Regions from separate parts of the Mus musculus genome. Here region 1 is linked to region 2. Evidence: chromatin contacts called from ENCODE Hi-C or POLR2A ChIA-PET data. All regions are on one chromosome and are shown on one strand. Each heading gives the region's core, a stretch centred on a gene start or an enhancer-like site at or near the end of the contact. The rest is flanking DNA. Distances are from core to core; before and after follow the strand shown. Region 1 holds the start of Ctbp2 (C-terminal binding protein 2). Region 2 holds the start of Edrf1 (erythroid differentiation regulatory factor 1).

What was found. Hi-C counts contacts between places; a loop is a spot of excess contacts on that map. ChIA-PET counts read pairs that join two places held with the same protein, here RNA polymerase II (POLR2A).
Region 1: a loop to region 2 is called in a map of left cerebral cortex, with 4 times the contacts of the local background. The contact joins the promoter of Ctbp2 here to the promoter of Edrf1 in region 2. A Hi-C loop is called at or near these places in 1 of 37 maps with a recorded cell type or tissue (left cerebral cortex). POLR2A ChIA-PET finds 5 or more read pairs at or near these places in 2 of 5 experiments (Patski and embryonic stem cell).

What each region holds. Positions count from the first base shown.
Region 1 is chr7:133,013,893-133,016,592 of GRCm38, reverse strand. Ctbp2 (C-terminal binding protein 2) reads left to right here and starts at 1,346. Exons shown (of 9, transcript NM_001170744.1): 1 at 1,346-2,700. The coding sequence starts at 1,389.
Region 2 is chr7:133,636,354-133,639,137 of GRCm38, reverse strand. Edrf1 (erythroid differentiation regulatory factor 1) reads right to left here and starts at 1,463. Exons shown (of 25, transcript NM_178115.4): 1 at 1,215-1,463; 2 at 23-231. The coding sequence starts at 1,325.

The DNA of each region.
Region 1 (2,700 bases), core at 97-2,596, 620 kb after region 2:
AGTGGTCCAGCCTTGGTCACAGCCACACTGGGAAGGTGACATCTGTGGCTTCTTGAAGGCTGGTTTGGCTGGATCAGGACCCTTTAGGGAGGAGTGTGACACAGCTCTTCTCCTGGAATTTGTGTTGGATATTGGGGACTGGGCATGGGCATGGTGAAAGGATGGAAAGACCATAAACCTACTTAATAGAAATGGTACTGTTATCTAAATTTCCACCTCAAAGTAAGTTTCCATATTTCTCATATTTGTTTTTCATTTCTTGTTTTCCTTTTAAATGGCTAGCATTTGTCTAGTTGCGAGAACTTTTTGGTCTTGTGGCTGTGTACAGTTAGCTACATGAACTCATTTAAATATACTTCTTGATTACCCCCTCAGTTTATTTTGTGAAATCTGTTAACACAATGGTGTCAAGAGGGAGCTTTGTACGTGCCGCACAGACTGAGATGGGAGACACAAGAGTTCCTGTTTTTCTTCCCTGGTGGCCAACCCACTACTCAGCCCAATCCCTGTTGTTGTCTTACAGTGAGAATTCCAGGTCCTAACCCATACTTTGTCTTTTTCTCTGTGGTATGAAAGAATCTTACCATTTAAAGGTAGAGAGAATTTGGGTTTGGGCTATATAACCTATTTGATCTATAACCAGAATCCTGGAAGTCAGGTTCCAGGGTTGGACAGAGTCCCTGCCTCCCAGAATACCTCCCATTCTGGAATCGGTCCCGGGGGCTCTCCATTTGATCTGTTGTAGCTGTGTGCTGCTAGATTAATGTAATGTCTCTCGCAGAGGGATTAGGACTGGATGGACAGCTAAGTAGTTCCAGTTTGCTTCTCTTGCACTTAGTGAAGAGGACACTGGTCAGAGGCTCCCCCAAGAGGGATGAGAGAGACCCAGGCAAGGATGGGGTGGGGGGAGGGATCAGACTCCGGGGCAAAGCCATGTGGGATCATTCCAGCTGCCTGTAAGGCCTGGCTAAAGCAAGCAGCCAGCTTCATCAGTCCGAGATGTCACATGGAACAAAAGCTTTAGGGGTTTTATTTAGCTCCTAATCCTCACGCTGCAAGAGCTGAGGGGGCCATGTGAGCACAGCCACTGGAAAGGGGGCCCAGCAGGCTGGAGCACAGCCTCCTGCCTGGGCTTAGAAGCACACAGGACAGACCTTGCGGGCTACCATTGGGGAGTGAGGCAAAGTTACCGTGAGTCTGCTTTTTGCCTACTAAGGTTTCAGAGGATTAATAATTTAGGTCGTGCCTTGAAACAGAAACCCCCAGTTGTTTGTTCCTGCCGTCTCGGAAGGGCTCGCGTGTGGCCAGGTCTGGTTTGGATGTATGTAATTGAAGATTTATAAAGAAAGGCTTCCTCCCTGCCTTTGCTGTAGTCATTTGCTCTGCCAATGCCGGTTCCCAGCAGGCACATCAATATTGGCCGTTCTCAGAGCTGGGATGCTGCTGGCTGGTATGAGGGCCCTTGGGAGAATGCTGGACCTCCAGGGAGGAGAAGTTCTCTGACGTATGGCCCTGGAGAAGGGACCTGGTGCGAGCTGCTAAACCATCGTGCCCAGGATACTGAGTCCTACCTGTCCCGGGAAGCTTTTTATAACTCACTGGCATCAAGAAAGGGCTCCGTGCCTGACTTCACCTTCTACGACAGCAGGCAGGCAGTGATGTCTGGCCGTGGCTCCGTGCTGCCACAAGACTACTATGGCGACCCATCCAGGGGCACCAGGGTACCCAAGGAGCCTCCCTTCTATCGGGACCCAGGAACCAGCCGGCCGGTGCCCAGCTACGGAATGCTTGGCAGCAGAATGCCATGGGAGCAGGTACAAGGCCAGTTACCTGCTCTGCAGGACACTGGCCACCTGTACCCGGAATCTGGGGGTAAAACTGTCCCGCATGGCCAGCGGACACACGGCAGGGCTCCATCTCCTGGGAGGTATGGAAGGGAACAGCCTGATACCAGATTAGGGATAGAGGTACCTACCTATTCCCCCAACTCCAGTCAGGTCTACAACGATATCTGCGAAAGACCTGTTGACTCAACCCCTGCCAGACAGGTGGCCCCAACATGCCTGGTTGTGGACCCCAGCTCAGCTGTCCCTACTGAGAACAGCACGGGGGTGGCCCCGGGTTCCCTGAATAGAGGCTATGGGCCTACCCGAGAAAGCATCCATTCAAAGCTGGCTTATGAGAATTACGAAGCTGACTTGTCTACATTCCAAGGACCTGGGGGCAAGAGGACCATGTACCCTGAGTTTTTGGCCCTGCTGAGGGCAGAGGGTGTGGCAGAGGCCACCCTAGCAGCCCTGTTACAGCAAGGCTTTGACTCCCCAGCTGTCTTGGCCACCCTGGAGGATGCTGACATCAAGTCTGTTGCACCCAACCTGGGCCAGGCCCGAGTCCTAAGCCGCCTAGCCAGCAGCTGCAGGACAGAGATGCAGTTTCGGAGACAGGACCGGACGGGCCCTCTACCCCGCAATAGGTCCAGTAGCTTCAGCCACCGAAGTGAGCTGCTGCCCAATGACATGGCCTCACTGGGTACCACAGCCCTGCAGTTTCACCCTGCTGGACCTTTGCAGACACCCTCTCCCCGAGCTGGAGATCTAGGTCGCCGCCCCTCCAGTGCACCTTCCCAGCACCTCTTGGAGACAGCAGCTACTTATTCCACCCCAGTGGTGGGGTCCCAAACCCCCCACTTACCCTCCAACT
Region 2 (2,784 bases), core at 214-2,713:
AATGCCAGCGATTAAAATTTACCTTGAAAACGGCTTGCTTTTCTTACTATTGCCAAGAATGGTGGTTCCTGCTGGCCCTAGTTTGGCACTCTCTCGTAACCAGTTGGCAGGTGGGAGTTTCAAGTCTGTTTTTTCTTCGAGACGTGCAAACGCTGTTCGAGGAGGGGCAGAAGAGTATTTTACCACAGCTCTGCTTTTCACTTCGTTGCCTCCAAGAAATAAGGCCGATCCCTAAATAACATATGGAATGAAGCTTTAATGAACACTGCCAGGAACGACAATCTCACTTTCATAAAAATGAATTAAGAACCCACCAAATCAGGATTCACAAGGAGCCTCAGCTGCGTGTCAGCTCTAACACTTAATAAACAAGCTTAAATTACGCTTACTTAGCTGTTTTTCACGAAACTAAAAAAAAAAAAAAAAAAAAAAAGGATCAATCAAGAAGTGGACAGGGGCCAACCAACCTGCTTTTTAAAAATCTGGGCATAGTAGTTGCAAACACAAGCTTCAAGCACTCTGGAGGCAGAGGCACAAGGGCCAGTGCAAGGTCTACGTCCAGCTTGACTGCCCGGTCTGCATAACCAGTTCCACACCAGCCAAGACTCAACCCGGTACGATGAGTCACAGAAAAATGTAGACTCAGAAACTAAGTGCGCTCAACTGTGTCCTGTCAACCGCATGTAAAACGAGCAAGACTTCTGTACGGTTCTAATGGAATATTTTTAAGTAGCATAAGTCAATGACAAACGTCATTTGCAGGACGTGTTTATTTTTACCAAACACACAGCGATTGATCGGTAAGCTCATCGCATCCCATTCTACATTAGCTCCGTAGCTGACCCTACACCCACCCGGGCATGCTCAATGTCTGGACCCGCTGTTCGACTCTCCTTCGAGAACCCTTCCAGGCGTTGCAAATTCTCTGTGCCCTCCCTGGGTCCGTCCCTCTCTCCTCTGCCTGCCTTCGGCGGGCTGTGACACACACACACTCTATAGCCCGTCCACTGGCGCCGAGTGCGAAGCCAGGGGTGTTGCGCATTGCAAGCAAACGCCTGCCTGCACACCCGACGACAGGCTCGCCTGGTGATTCATTCCGTACTAGAGGTGCTAAGGAGGCGTGGAAGAAAGTTCCAGAAGCCCCACGTCCCCCTCCCAGGCCCGCAAACCCCCCAAGCCCCTGCAGGTCGCGCTCCGCCGCCGCCGCCTCTCACCTGTGCAGAAGGCTCCTCGGAGTCCGCCTGGGACAGGAGGCTGAGCCCTCCTCGGGCGGCCGCCCCTGAAGGAGAAGCCTCGGCTCCTGCTTCCTTGGGGTCCCCCATCATTTCCGACCCTGGGGAGGCGACCAGACGCGCGAGCCCTGGAGGCGGCGACAGGAACGCGGGCCCAGAGTCGCAGGAGAACCTCAGAGCGAGCGACTCGGACACTCAGCGGCTCGCACTTCCGGCGGCTGCCAGGAAGAGCTCGAGGTAGCGCGATGAAATCTCGCGAGATTCACCCAAAGGTCCAGCCCGTCCTCCGGCTCTGGCTCCTCCTTCGCGGTCCGGGCAGGAGCTGCCGCACGCCGTTGCCTGTCACACCATTAGGGCGGACACTTCTCGCGATACACGCCTCCCGGGCTCCTCCCCCTCGCTCGTGGCCGGTCTTTGTTGGCAAACAGTTAATGAGACTTGAGTCAAAGTCGCGGTGGCTGGGGTGGGGCGGTGCCGCCTTGGGTATTCGCGTAATCAAAGCTGGTGGCATCAAGGCCCTCGCAGGCGGCCGCTCTCTTGGGGCTTCTCCGAGTTGCACACGCGCGGGGACCTCCGTGGGTCTCAGCACCCTCAGATCAGTGGGGCTGAAGCAAGGAGAGAGAAGCCATCAGTCTGTTTAATCGGTTTCTAGGCAGCGCTCATGCAGCCCTGGCTGGTTTCGAACTCGCAAAATAGCCGAGAGTGACCTTGAACTTGACACTCTGCCTCCAGCTCCCGAGGGCTGGGGTTTCTTTCTGCCCGAGGATGGAACCCAGGGCTTCGTGTAGGCTAGGCAAGCACTCGGAGCTACATTTCCACCCTGCACCCAATAACAGACAAACTGCTACATTCCTCATAAAACATATATATTTGAGGTAAAAGGTTTTGTTTTATGTCGAGGTATTACGTTTTGGGTTTTTTTTTTTTTTTTTTTTTTTTTTAAATGTGTTTTGAGTGCTTTGGCTGCGTGTGTGCATGCAGTGCCCGCAGAAACCAGAAGAGGGCATCAGATCTCCTGGAACGGGAGTTACACGCAGTTGGGAGTTGTGGGCTGTGGGTGCTAAGCTGTGTCCTCTGCAAGAGCAGAAAGTGCTCCTAATGGCTGAGCCAGGACGGAGGTATACGTTTTCAGTTTTCAGTGTTTTGGCCTTTGCAATTATTTAGCCATGCCAGGTTATAATTTTCCTTAGTCTCTAAAAACCCAGTAACTGAAAAACTTTAGGAGTTCTCGGAGAAAGCAGATGCAGTCTGCAAATTGCTTTCATGCAAAACAAGACATTTTTATGAATTAACTTTTTGGTGCATATTTTGCAGATCCTTACTTTAAAGCATGTTTTGTGATTTTTTTTTAAACTACTCTGTATTTAGAGCCAGTTTTTGTTTGTTTGTTTGTTTGTTTGTTTTGTCCTTTTCGTTGTTTATTACATCAGAGGCTAGCAGGCTCGTCACATAAAAGCTTGTGCCAAACAAAACTGAGGGCCCGAGTTCCATGTCATCCCTGGACCCCACTGTAGAAGGAGAGAACTGACTCTGGAAAGCTCCCCTCTGGCCG